Regions from separate parts of the Homo sapiens genome. Here region 1 is linked to region 2. A link is a contact called in ENCODE Hi-C data. All regions are on one chromosome and are shown on one strand. The core of a region is the stretch at or near the end of the contact, and the rest is flanking DNA. Distances in the headings are between cores, read along the strand shown.

Region 1 (6,253 bases), core at 1,009-3,508, 980 kb before region 2:
TCTTCCCCCTCTGCTGTGGACCTTGTCTAATTTCTACCCACTTCAGAGACTAGGACAAAGATGGCATCTCCAAGGCATTCTCTTCTCCAAGCTGAAGACCCCTGTGTCTGGGAGGGGCTGGGAGGTGAGGTGGGGCCTTCCTGGAGGATACTAAAAGGGCTCCTAACCCTGGTGTCTCTTCCCTCCCAGCCTGTCCCTCTTATGCCACTCATGGCATCAATCCGTCCAGAGGGACACTCCGATGACTCACCCACCACAGCACTTTCACTTCCTTCTTCTCCAGAGGAGGCGTCTGACCTGCTGCAGCTGCACTGAAGGGCCTCTTCTCAGGGGCTTCCAAGGCTATAGGGGGCGGCCAGGGGCCCTGCTGCAGCCTTGAGGTCCAGGCCTGGGGCCTAGAGTGCTGCCTCTGTAGGGAGCAGAGTGACCGGAGGGGCTTTGGGCCTCCTTGCTAGAGACTGGCTTCAGCTGAACCCTGTCCAAATTGTCAGTCACCCTCAACACCCATGCAGGGTTGGCACACAGGGAGATGGACCTTGAGTTTTTTTTTGAGACAGAGTCTCACTCTGTCGCCTAGGCTGCAGTGCAGTGCAGTGGTGCGATCACAGTTCACTGCAGTCTCCACTAACGGGGCTCAAGCAATTCTCCCACCTCAGCCTCTCGAGTAGCTGGGATGACAGGTGCATGCCACAACGCCCAGTTAATTTTTGTAGAGATGGGGTTTTACCATGTTGCCCAGGCTGGTCTTGAACTCCTGGGCCCAAGCGATCCGCCCACCTCAGCCTCCAAAAGTATTGGGATTACAAGGGTGAGCCACCATACCCAGCTGACCTGGAGTTTTAAAGCTGGAGTTGTATCTCTCATACTTCCTGATGGCATTGAAGGGACCCATATTCATTCATTCACTCATTCATTTACTCCTTTATTCCCTCATGTAACAAATCTGTCCTGGGCTTCTATATACCAAGCAGTCCCTAGGGTACCAAGAAACCAGGGCTCGCCCTCTGCCCATGAGGAGCTCATGGCCCATCTATGGGTGGGGGTTGTGGGAGTGGCGGGTAGCAGGGCGGATCCATAAATAGAAAACCCCGGTACAGTGAAAGCGGGCCTTGGAGAGGGCTGGGGAAGCCCAGGCAGTGCAGTGGTTGTGGTTAAGTCACAGGGCACCGCAGGGTGGACCTAGGATTTGTGAAGTCTGAAGCTTTTCAATTTTGGAAGCCCCATCTGTAGAAACAGAATACAAAATTAGATTCAAAAGCATTTATTTAGAAGGAGAAAACAAAACCCAAGACAGTATCAAGGGCTTGGAGATACTTCTGAGATCCCTTCACACAGTTTACCAGAAATGTTTACATGGAAATGCTTCCTCATTACAAGCTGGTTTCCCTCTCTCCCTAGAGTACTCTATAGCTCCCAGCTACTCCAGGGGTGCTGGGAAGGGCAAGGCTGAAAATGAAGCTTTGCTAGGGTCACAATGCAGCCTCCTTGGAGCAGGCAAGTTGCACAACACTGATCCCATCCCAGTCTCAGAGGATAGTGCATGGTTCAATGACCTAGCTGTGGAGTCAGACCTGGGTCACACTCCCCACTCAGCCATTTTCTGACTATGCCACCTTGGGGAAGTTGCTCATCTCTGAGCCTTGGTTCACTCGTCTGTAACATGAAGCTATTGATAGAACCACACATTGTGTTTTTGTAAACATTCAATGAGATCATCCATGCAGAGCAGTTCATAAACATGAAGCACTGGATGAACGCCACTGTCACAGTGAATGCCACTATTCATGATGAAGGTCTGTGGCTGTCTTGTCCTGCCTCTCTCTCTCTCTCTCTCTCTCTCTGTGTGTGTGTGTGTGTGTGTGTGTGTGTGTGTGTGTGTGTGTGGTGGGTGGTCAGGGAAGGCTTCCCAGAAGAGGTGACATTGGTGTTGGGCCCTAAAGGAAAATGTAGAGAAGGGCATTCCAGGCAAAGAGAATGGTGCATGAAGTGACTGGTGTCTTGAGGAAGGGAAGAAGCCCAGCCAGCCAGGAGCAACCTAGAGGGATTCTCTAGCCTCTGGGTGGCCATATTAGGGCTGGGCCTGAGCTTCCCAGGCCCTCCTGGTTGCAGCCCCAAGGCTGCAGCCTGGCAGAGGCCAACTGTTGTGTCTGGGTGGGTGGGGGGTGCCCAGCTTGGTCTCTGCTATGCTGGCAGAAGTTTCAGCCTCTCACCTCTCTGCCTCCCCTGTTTCCGGTCCTCCACTTCCTTCCCCTCCACAGACCACAGAGGCGTTTCAGAGGAAGCTGCTACTTATTTTAGCAGTAATCCCCGGACACCCCCACCCACAGCTGCCCCTGGCCCCCTTACAAGGCACCAAGTCACCCTCTGAGCCCCAGCCCACGGCACTCATAAGTGAGGAACAGGCCCTGTCCCCGGGCCAGCCCTGTGCACCCCTTCCCCACAGCACAACAGGGAGCCTTGAAGCTGGGAGATGTGGCTCCAAGTCCGGCTGTGACACTAACTTACTGTATGATCTCCTGAAGTCCCTTCGCCCTGCCAGGCCATGTCCCCATCTGTGACATGAGGCCCAACGGTGGACAGGCCCCGACCTCTGGGCAGAGTATGGGAGTGGGGTAAACATGGGTGCTCTGCCACCCTGCCCCTGGTCTTTCATCCCAGCTAGAAGGATCTGAGAGAGAGTCTTGGGGTAGACTGGAGTGGGGAGCCTGAAGACAAAAGAATCAAATTCAAACTTACCTATGAAAGTGAATTTGTATTCCAAAAGGGCCTGTGCAAGTGAGGAGCCCCAAAGCCGATGCTTTCACAGTGCTATGGCAAACCTGCCTTTAGACAGTGTCCTCAAGTCCTCAGGAGACGGTGGAGAAACTGAGGCTCAGGGAGCGGATGCCACAGGCCCAACACGGTCACATAGCTGGTGAATGGCAGACCAGGATTTGAACCCACGTTTGTTAAAAATCAATGTCCGACTGGGCGCAGTGGCTCATTTCTGGAATCCCAGCACTTTGGGAGGCTGAGGCGGGCGAATCATGAGGTCAGGAGTTCGAGACCAGCCTGGCAAACATGGTGAAACCCCGTCTTTATAAAAATACAAAAATTAGCCGGCGTGGTGGCGGGCCCCTGTAATCCCAGCTACTCGGGAGACTGAGGCAGGAGAATTGCTTGAACCTGGGAGGCAAAGGTTGCAGTGAGGCGAGATCACACCACGGCACTCTGTCTTAAGGAAAAAAAAAAAAAGGTCCATGTTTCATCCACTACCTGCGACAGCCTCTGGAGAGCTACCCCTGGGTGGGGAGAACGTCAGGGAGGCAGAAAGAGAGACAGAGAGAGACAGAGAGACAGAGAGGGCCTGCAGCAGCATGGTGCAGGAGAGGACACAGGCACTGTGGTCACAGACCTGGACTCAGGTCCTGGCTGTGCCCTGTCTAGCTGTGTGACCCTTCCCGGGCCTCAGTGTCCTCATCTGTAAAACAGGGTGACACAGGGCAGTTGTAGGTGCCCCATAGAAGCTGGCACTGCTTTCACTTGGGTCTTCCAAGTCCATTCAGAACCATATTGATGAGAATAACATGTGTCCGATGCTTCCCTAGTGCCAGGCATTGCTCCAAGTATAGCAGTCTAAACACATTCACTCATCAGACCCTCCCCAGGACAGGATGAAGTGGATGCCATTATCCCCCCATGATTCATGTGAGGAAACTGAGGCACCGCATCCACGCTGGGCTCTGTGTTGGGCACTGGGGGTACAGCTGTGACACAGACATGCTCTTTGTTCTTGAGGAGCCCATGGCTGGTGGGGGACAGATGTGTCAGCATCTATGTTGTTGTAACACCAGATGGCTGCCAGTAAGGGTCATGTTTGGGGTTCAAGGGAAGCCCCCAGGGACTGGGGGGGAGGAAGGGATTCCTTTTGACTGGAAAGCTTGGTGCACAAGATGGTATTTGAGTGGAGCCCAAACAGGCACCTAAAGGAATTTTTCAGGTTGGTTGTAGCTGAAGGCCTTTCCAGGCAGGAGGAGCAGCACATGCAGAATCAAGGAGGTTGGGGGATGTTTGTGGGGAAGGGAAAGGAGCCCTGAGTTTGTGAATCTGGCATGTGGCCAGGAGTAGTACACGTGTCCGCCGTCCACAGGCAGATGTGTCCACCCTCAGGTCTGTCTGTGGGTCTGGATGTTCAACATGGCCCTGTAGCAGCTTCTGTTGATGTACCGCCCATATCTCCTTGGAGCACCTTTGAGTTCCCTGCCCTGCAGTGGACTGTCCCCACTACATGTTCTCACCCCTAGTCCCCTGCCTGGGCTTTCTCCGGCACCACAGGAGCTCCCAGCGATCAAGTTCACACAGGGTAACCCAGAAATGTCAGGGCTGCAAAAGTCCCCAGGGGAGGCCCTCCCCCAGGGAGGGGCGGCGGGCAGTGAAGACCCTTGGCGGGGCCCCAGTGGAACTGAGCCCCGTGCGCCCACCCAGGGACCTGCTCATTTGCACAGGAAGACCCTTATTGGCTTTTCTCTCTTCCCTGCCCCACTGTCCCCACTCTCTCTCTCCTACTTCCTGTGATCACCGTCTCCCAAATAAGCCACCGACACCCATCTTCTACCCCATCTCCCCTCCCATTCACATGTTCACATTTTTGTCCAGATGGCAAATGCCCATGGTGCCCACTCTGCCGGACCCTGTGCTGGGGCCAGGGGAGCAGAGATGAACTGGGCACAGCCTTGCCCTCGAGCATCCACAAACTCGCGTAGCTGAGTGCTCACCCTCCCTCCCCCATGGCTCTCCTCCCACCAGATGAGCTGGGGCAGGAGGAGGGTAGGTGCCGAGCTAGACCACTGCCTCACAGGGTCGTGGCTTCCCCACCCTTGGCTCTCTCTAGCATGTAACTTCCCAAGGAAGCGTGTGCTATGTCCAACAGGAAGGAGGAAGTGCTTTGTGCTCACTACACATCCGGCACTTTCTGTGTATTAAACCCATTCATCTTCCCAGCAGCCCTATGAGGTAACTACTCTTCATATGAACCCCATTTTATAGATGGGTAAACTGAGGCACCAGATGCTTTGCTTGAGATTATATAGCTCATAAGAGGCAGAGCTGAGATTTGAACCCAGTCAGTCTGACCTCAGAGCCTCTGGCTTAACCTCAGTGCTTCACTGTTTGGGGAAGGAGGGAAGACAGAAGGGGAGGTGGTTCAATGCAGAAGAAAAGATTCAAAGGCACACAAAGGTCTGCAAGAAGGCAGATCAGCCTAGAAAAACGTGCCCGAACACATACGTCCACACTAGTGTGCTCTGACACGCACAAATCCATGCACGCTATGTGTACGGTGCACACAGGTCTACACAAAAATGCGTGTTTAGCTAATGCACATATATCCACGTAAATGTGCTCATACGTGCATGCCCCATACAGTCAGGGATCTTTTCATACTCCTGGGCATCCACACGTGTGGCTCATATCCGGGCATCCACAAGCTGCCTCCCTACACTTGCACATGCAAACATGCATGCATATTTGCAGACATGCTCACACACGCACATTACATTGGTTTGCAATCACGCATGTCTCACTGCCCAAGGGTACACACACAGACACTCACATACGTATGTCTTCCCAGGCACCGGCACACACAAATACAAATTAGTTACCGGTTCGAATTCTTTGCTTAAAGAAAACTTGTGACTGTATTAAAAATGTAGGACACATCAGCCAAATAATTAAAGCGAGGAGGGAGGCAGTGGGACTTCTCGCCACTCTCTCGGGGCTGCCTGTGCTGGGCTGTGCTCAACGTGCCTTCCTCCTATATATTTGAGGAAGAGGCACTTTATTACAGTAATTTATCACCCCCATAAATGTGGCTCCTCGGTAACGTGGAATAATTTGGGAAGAAATATGTTTTAAAAATTAAAAATGCAGTCGGCATGCGCCCCGTCAGGTCTGCAGGGAGACATCGCTGCAACTCCAGTAACTGCCCGTGTAGCTCTAATACCTACAACTTCCATTATTTAAAGTGTGATTATATTTTTCCTGCTTGGAGCTTTGTCAGCTATAAATAAAAGATAAGGGTGAATTGTTGCGGGGCCTGGTAAGCACTTCCATTATTGGTACTTAAGGGGGCTTGGAGATGGAGGGAATGGGCCAGGATGGGGAAGGAAGGGGAGGCCACTAGGGGGTACTGACTGGGCCTGGCTGAGCTGTTGGCATGGGTGGGCCCCGTCTCTTTTCTGGTTGTGTTTTCCTTTGGATCCAGGGTGGCGTGACC
Region 2 (6,525 bases), core at 590-3,089:
AAATGACGCCATGTTTTAGATATGTCAGTTTATGTAATACCGGGTAGCAGAGATTTTACTCTCTTTAAAAATTATACTTTTATAGACTTGCTTACGGTAAAGTGACATGTAAAATGAGCAAATGAAATAGAAATAAAATAGGAAATAAAAATAGAAATTAAATATTGGGGCACTTAATGTTTTTTTCTTAGTAAGTAGCATGTATTGTGAAATACAGTGTTCATATAATTTCACCAATAATTTTGCTGTACTATGTGATAAAACCACTTTATACTATATGGTACTCAAGAAATTGGGAACATTTTCTACTTTAGAGCAGCTGGAGGAGTCCTTTCTCCTTGCTGACACTAGAAGGTAAGGTACCATTCCTCAGTATTTTGAGTATTTTTGTATTCAAAGTGTGTTGAAATGTTCTTGCTAGTGCATGTTAAGTTGTAGAGTTTGTGGTAATCTGATTTAGAGATTGGAAGCTGTGGACTATGACACATATTAAGTATTTGTGCAGATGGATTATTAATCAGAAAGTAAGATGGAGCCTTTTACACATTCCTATTTTAATAGAACAGGTAGCAAACTCATTCTGGTGTTCTTATTTTTGATTATTTTTCTTGGAAGTTTATTTTGCTGAGCGCTCTATTCCTAAATCATTTCAGAAGTGACTTTAGTATAGCTGAATTTTAATAGATAGAAATAACATGACTTCAATTTAATTTTCCATAGACTACCCTTTAGACATTCTTTACAGCTTCAGTTTTGCTATGAAAGGGAAGAGATCAGACAAAGAGTGCCATTCTTTTTGCATGTGGTTAATGACCAACCAATAGCTCTCTGGGATAACTTTTTTTTTTTTTTTTTTTTTTTTTTTTTTTTGCTGAACTTGTCTCTTCATCCAGATTCTACTTAGATTTTCAGTTGTCTTTGGGATAACTTTTTTTTTTTTTTTTTTCCTGAAGTTGCTCTTAGTTCATACAGATTTTAATTAGATTTTCAGTTGTCTGACAATCACAATAGAAATAAAAGTGGTTGTATCATAAATTCAGTGAAGTCTAACTGGGACTAGCATTCTTTCAGTGGTTTTGCAAGGATACAGTTATCTGTATCTCTGTAATCCATTATTTTAACATACACATATTGATTTATTTGCAAAATGAAAAAAAAAAACCTAAATTAAAAAAGGCTTATCCTTCAACTTCTGTAGCTTTGTGTTACCTACTTTTTAGAAAAGTTACATGCAAAATTTTGGCCTTCTACCACAGACAAGGAATGCTGGCAAGTGTGTTGTTAAAATTCTGTCATTGCCTCTTTATTTGCCTAAATTGATGGAAAAACACTTTCAGGTCATTTTAGTGAAGTTCAGTTTCAGTGGTTACATAAGGTATGTCATTTGAATACTGGTTGTAATGTGTTTCCGGTGTTCACTTGTATTTATAACCTGAATACCCAGTACCCCCCCCCCCCAAAAAAAAAGCCAGTTGAACAGATACAAAAAAAATTTTTTTAAACTTTTTTTTTATTTTTTGAGATGGAGTCTGTGTTGCCCAGGCTCAGCTGACTGCGACCTCTGCCTCCCAGGTTCAAGCGAGTCTCCTGCCTTGGCCTCCCAAGTAGCTGGGATAACAGGTGTGCACCCCCATGCCTGGCTAATTTTTGTATTTTTAGTAGAGGTAGGGTTTTACCATCTTGGCCAGGCTGGTCTTGAACTCCTGACCTCAAGTGATCTGCTTCCCTCAACTTCCCAATGTGCTGGGATTACAGGCATCAGCCACCTCGCTCGGCCTGAACAAATACAAAATGTTTATGCTGAGACTAGGCACTTTATATACTATTACTTTTGAAAAAACAAAACAAAACAGGATTTAAGACTACCAACTAGGATGGGAAGAACACTAGATTTTTAGTGATAAGTCCAGGTTTTGAGTCTGAGCCTTGCTACAAAGTTACTTGGTGGTCTTGGGCAGGATATTTTATCTCTTTGGGTCTTAGTTTTCTTTTTGGGAAGTAAGGATCCTGTACAGTATTAGTCTTTTTGACCAGTTTTAACAGTCTGTGATTCTCAGTTTTTTCTGTCTTGTGAAGAGAAACTTAACAGTATTAAAGTTGCCAGCTCTTTTTTTTTTTTGTCTTCTGAATAGTCTTGGTAACAGAAAACTGGTTTGAATTAGCCTATCTAATTTTAATGTTTTCCAAAACTAGTTTTAAAGGAGACATGAAATTAGAAGTATTTAGTTTTACTTCTTTTTTTTTTTTTTTTTTTGACACGGCGTCTCGCTCTGTCGCCCAGGCTGGAGTGCAGTGGTGTGATCTCTGCTCACCACAAACTCTGCCTCCCGGGTTCATGCCATTCTCCTGCCTCAGCCTCCTGAGTAGCTGGGACTACAGGCGCCCGCCACCACGCCTGGCTAATTTTTTTGTATTTTTAATAGAGACGGGATTTCACCGTATTAGCCAGGATGGTCTCAATCTCCTGACCTCGTGATCTGCCCGCCTTGGCCTCCCAAAGTGCTGGTATTACAGGCGTGAGCCACCGCGCCCGGCCTAGTTTTACATTTTAATTGTGCCTTGCTGTTGTCACTTTAAAAGAAGCATGTGAACTGAAAAGACAAAACACTTTGAAAATGTACTGTGCAATGAAAGGAGAGTCACCTATTATTAAAGTTCTTTGAATTCCCATTTCATGGCAGAGGGCAGTGAAATGAGCTAACATGAGCATGTTTATTTATGTAGACTTTCCCATGTAAATCAATGCAGATGTATTGCTGTTACATTTTTCTCCAAACATTTTATTATGAAAAAGCTTAAACATGCAAAAAGTTGGAAGAGTTGTATAGTGAACCTCCATATATTCTGCAATTAGTGCAGCCTATATTCTGCAATTAACATTATCTTTCATTAACTGTATCTTACATCTATGCATCTATTCACTCCACTATTTAACCTTCATTACATCTTACTTTTTGCTTCATTTCAAAATAAGCTGCAGACATCCTTACAGTTTACCCCTAAACATTTTGACATACATATAATTAGCTGGAGTTTGATACTTGTTAACACTTCTTAAAGTTCAAATTTATATACATAAGCCTGGCATAGGGGCTCAGGCCTGTAACCCTAATGACTCTTGGGAAGCTGATGCGGGAGGATTGTTTGAGGCCAGGGGTTTGAGACTAGCCTGGGCAACGTAGTGAGACCCCCCCATCTCTAAAAAAATAAAGAAATTAGCCAGATGTGGTGGTATGCGCCTGTAGTCCAGCTACTTGGGAAGCTGATGTGAGAGGATCACTTGAGCCCAGGAGTACTAGGCTGCCATGAGCTATGTTCACGCCACTGCACTCCCAGCATAGATGACAAAGCAAGACCCTGTCTTTAAAAAGGAGGAAAAAATTTACATACATAAAAATGTATAACTGTTAGTGTGCCATGGATGACAGTCATTAATTGAGCATCTGGCATTTTTCAGGGTCTTTGCTAGTCTTGCAGATAGAGAGATGAGTAAGACACAGTTTCTGCCTTCATGGTGCTAGTAGGATAAATAGAAGAGATGTCTAAAAACGTAGTGTTTTATTTGGAGCTTTTAGTTGCAAATAAGAATCAGCTGTCTTCTACAGATAATCGGTCTTCCTTACAGAACCTGAGGGCAGGAATTCAGTGGGGCTTTGGGAAGGGCTGGAACCAAGAACCAGAAGGCTCACAGGACTGTTTTTTCCTAACTCTGCCCATTTCGTTCTTTTTCTTCGAAGATGTACTTTTTTCTCTTTTTAGTACAAATGGTAGAACATGGCTGTCCGTAGAGCTTTTATTTTACATCTAACAATTCTCAGCCACATAGACATACCAGTTTTCTCTGTTAATTTCATTCCAAATTCCTGGGAGGTAGAATCTGGCCCCACCCTGGTTCAGCTTGCCTGAGGGCTGAGCTGTTGGAAGCTCACTTTTGTGAATGGAATGAAGTAGGAGGGATGGAAGAGACAATTCCCAGAACAAGTATGGGGCTGTTGTAACCTGGGCTGACACTGAAAATGGTTTATAACTACAATGTGATAAATACTGGTGCAGACAAGAACAGGCTATAGAAATAGATGGAATAGGGGCAGGGTCAGCTTCCTGGAGAAATTGTCGGCTAAGGTTTTTTTGTTTCTTTTTTCTTGAGATGGAGTCTTACTCTGTCACCCAGGCTGGAGTGCAGTGGTGTGATTTCGGCTCACTGCAACCTCCGCCTCCTGGTTCAAGCGATTCTCCTGCGTCAGCCTCCCAAGTAGCTGGAATTTCAAGCATGTACCACCAAGCCTGGCTAATTTTTGTATTTTTAGTAGAGCCGAGGTTTCACCATGTTGACCAGGCTGGTCTCGAATTCCCGACCTCAAGTGATCCACCTGCCTCAGCCTCCCAAAGTGCTGTGATTACAGGTGTGAGCCACTGCATCCAGCTGGCTAAGTTGGGTTTTGAAAGATGAATTCAAGTACAACAGTGGGAAGGAAGGATATTCCTTATAGAAGAACAGTAGGAGAAAGATAGGAAATGGCATAGTGTGTTTAGGTAACTGTAAGGAGATTGGTACATTCGCAGTATAAGTTTTGAAGTGGGGTAGGTTCATTAGAGACCAGAGAGAGGGAGATCCAGGCCAGTTTATGAAGAACTCTATCTTGTTAAGATATGGGGAGTCAGGGAAGGTGGGTGACAGATTTATTTCCTTAAGAGATCATTTCATGGAATGAACTGGAGGCAAGTGGGGCAGAGACAGAAAATCTTTTGAGGACTTAGACTAAGAAAATGGCAGTAAAAAAGAGGAGGGGAGATAATTTGGTAGTAAAATCTTTAGTACTTGTGATTTATTTGATGTCAGGAGAAGGGGAGGAATCTTAAGATGATGTCCCTGGTCTCCTGACTTGAGTAACTGGATTAATTGGTATACTAGCCAAGATAAGAAATATGGGAGACTGTGGTGCTGGCAGTGTTATATTTCTTGATTTGGCTGATAACTATGAGGGTACTGTTTAAGGATTATTAAATTGCGCTTATATGTTTTATGCATTTTTCCATCTGTAAGTTATATTTCACAATCTAAAAGACCAGAAAGGAACAAGAGAAAATAAGTTTGGGAAAGAAGATACTGACTTTAGGATTGGACTTTTATATTTGGAGTCAACCCTCCAGATGGAGATGTGTGGAAGGCAGTTGGAAGTGCAGTAAAATTGGAAGTGCAATAGAGGAGTATAGGCTGCTAATAACAGGTGAAAGGATTAGGTTAGGTCTGTAGTTCTCAGGCCTCGTTGTACATTAAAATCTCTGTAGAGTTAAAAAAAAAATACTGATAACCTGGATCCCACCCCAGATTAATTAAATTGACCTCTAGGGGTGTGAGGGTACCATGTCTAGCTTAAAAAGCTCCCTGTGCATTTTCTTATAATACACAGAGTTGAAGAACCACTGGGTTGCAGAAAGATCACTTACTCCCTACATTCTGTTACTGACAGAGTTCTGCAAAGAGGATTTTGTAATTGCTTTAGAACTCAATATAGGTTTAACCTTTTTGTTTTGGGTACAATTATTATACCCTGTGCTTTCCCCCTACTAATACCAGAAATTTAAAAAAGTGTGTACGCTTTTCATTAAAATAATGATGCACATGTGTTCTTGAAAAAAGTATGTGGAAGACACAAGCTGTTTAGTTAAAGCAATTTTAAAACAGAAACTTTCCTGTGATTAACTGAAATGGCCATGTCTTACCTAGTTTTAATTATTAATAGTGTATAGCTTTTGCAGCCAAACATAGATTGCCTCATCACCTACAGTGTCTTTGAAAAATAAATATGAAAGACAGTGATTGGTAAATGAATTGGGTGATGTAGTCTGGAAGGCAGATAGCTGTAAATGGTGAGCAGCTGTCTGTGATATATCTGATACGGAAAGGACGGTTGCTTACTTGTCTGTCCTCAGGGTCCTGTATCTGTATCCATCAATAAGTATTTATTAGCACTTACTATCTTCCCAGAAGTGTATTAGGAAATGTATGTAAGTTACTAAATAAGTAACTAGATAAAATAGACAAAAATGCATGGGACTTGCACTAGGTTTGCCAGTGTTTGGGTTGGGGAAGGCTGTGTAAATGACAATTCAATGTCAAGTTACGTGATAATTATAAGAATACAGTTGCTGCTCGGAGACTGGAATTATTTCTTGCGCTTGAGTGTAAAGAGTGATTCTTGCAACACATTGGCCTCCTATTTTCTTGAGCTCCATTCATCTAGTGATCTTATTTTCTGTGGACATCTGTCAGACCATGGACCCCAGATCTGTTGATCCTACTGCTTTTTCATCGTCCTTTATATCCCTGATGTTCACATTCCCTTCCTCACTCAGCTTAAATTCCATAGTCATTATGCTAACTCCTCTGTATAGTCTGTATAGTCCCACACTTTAATCATACTTACTTGGCAAAACTTACAACCCTGGTTAAATCTGACTCTCCTCCTAATCTGCACCTGTACCTGTGCATCTGAACATAGCTGGAAAACACATACCTTCATA

The links. A loop is a pair of places that touch in the nucleus more often than their neighbours do. Pooled maps may share reads with other maps.
Region 1: a pooled map shows a loop between it and region 2 (6-fold over the local background). The contact joins two enhancer-like sites. A Hi-C loop is called at or near these places in 3 of 37 single-sample maps with no recorded cell type and 6 of 50 pooled maps.

What each region holds. Positions count from the first base shown.
Region 1 is chr9:124,212,881-124,219,133 of GRCh38, reverse strand. No RefSeq gene overlaps it. Among named protein-coding and RNA genes, the nearest start is that of NEK6, 42 kb to the left of the region's middle. RefSeq lists enhancers at 25-384, 955-1,114, 2,024-2,103. Within about 2 kb of position 2,258, at least 16 of the 41 ENCODE cell types and tissues checked have a DNase peak (open chromatin) inside an H3K27ac peak, as active enhancers do.
Region 2 is chr9:123,229,930-123,236,454 of GRCh38, reverse strand. The region is part of intron 2 of STRBP (spermatid perinuclear RNA binding protein); the gene reads left to right. Among named protein-coding and RNA genes, the nearest start is that of STRBP, 35 kb to the left of the region's middle. RefSeq lists an enhancer at 2,481-2,560. Within about 2 kb of position 1,839, at least 3 of the 41 ENCODE cell types and tissues checked have a DNase peak (open chromatin) inside an H3K27ac peak, as active enhancers do.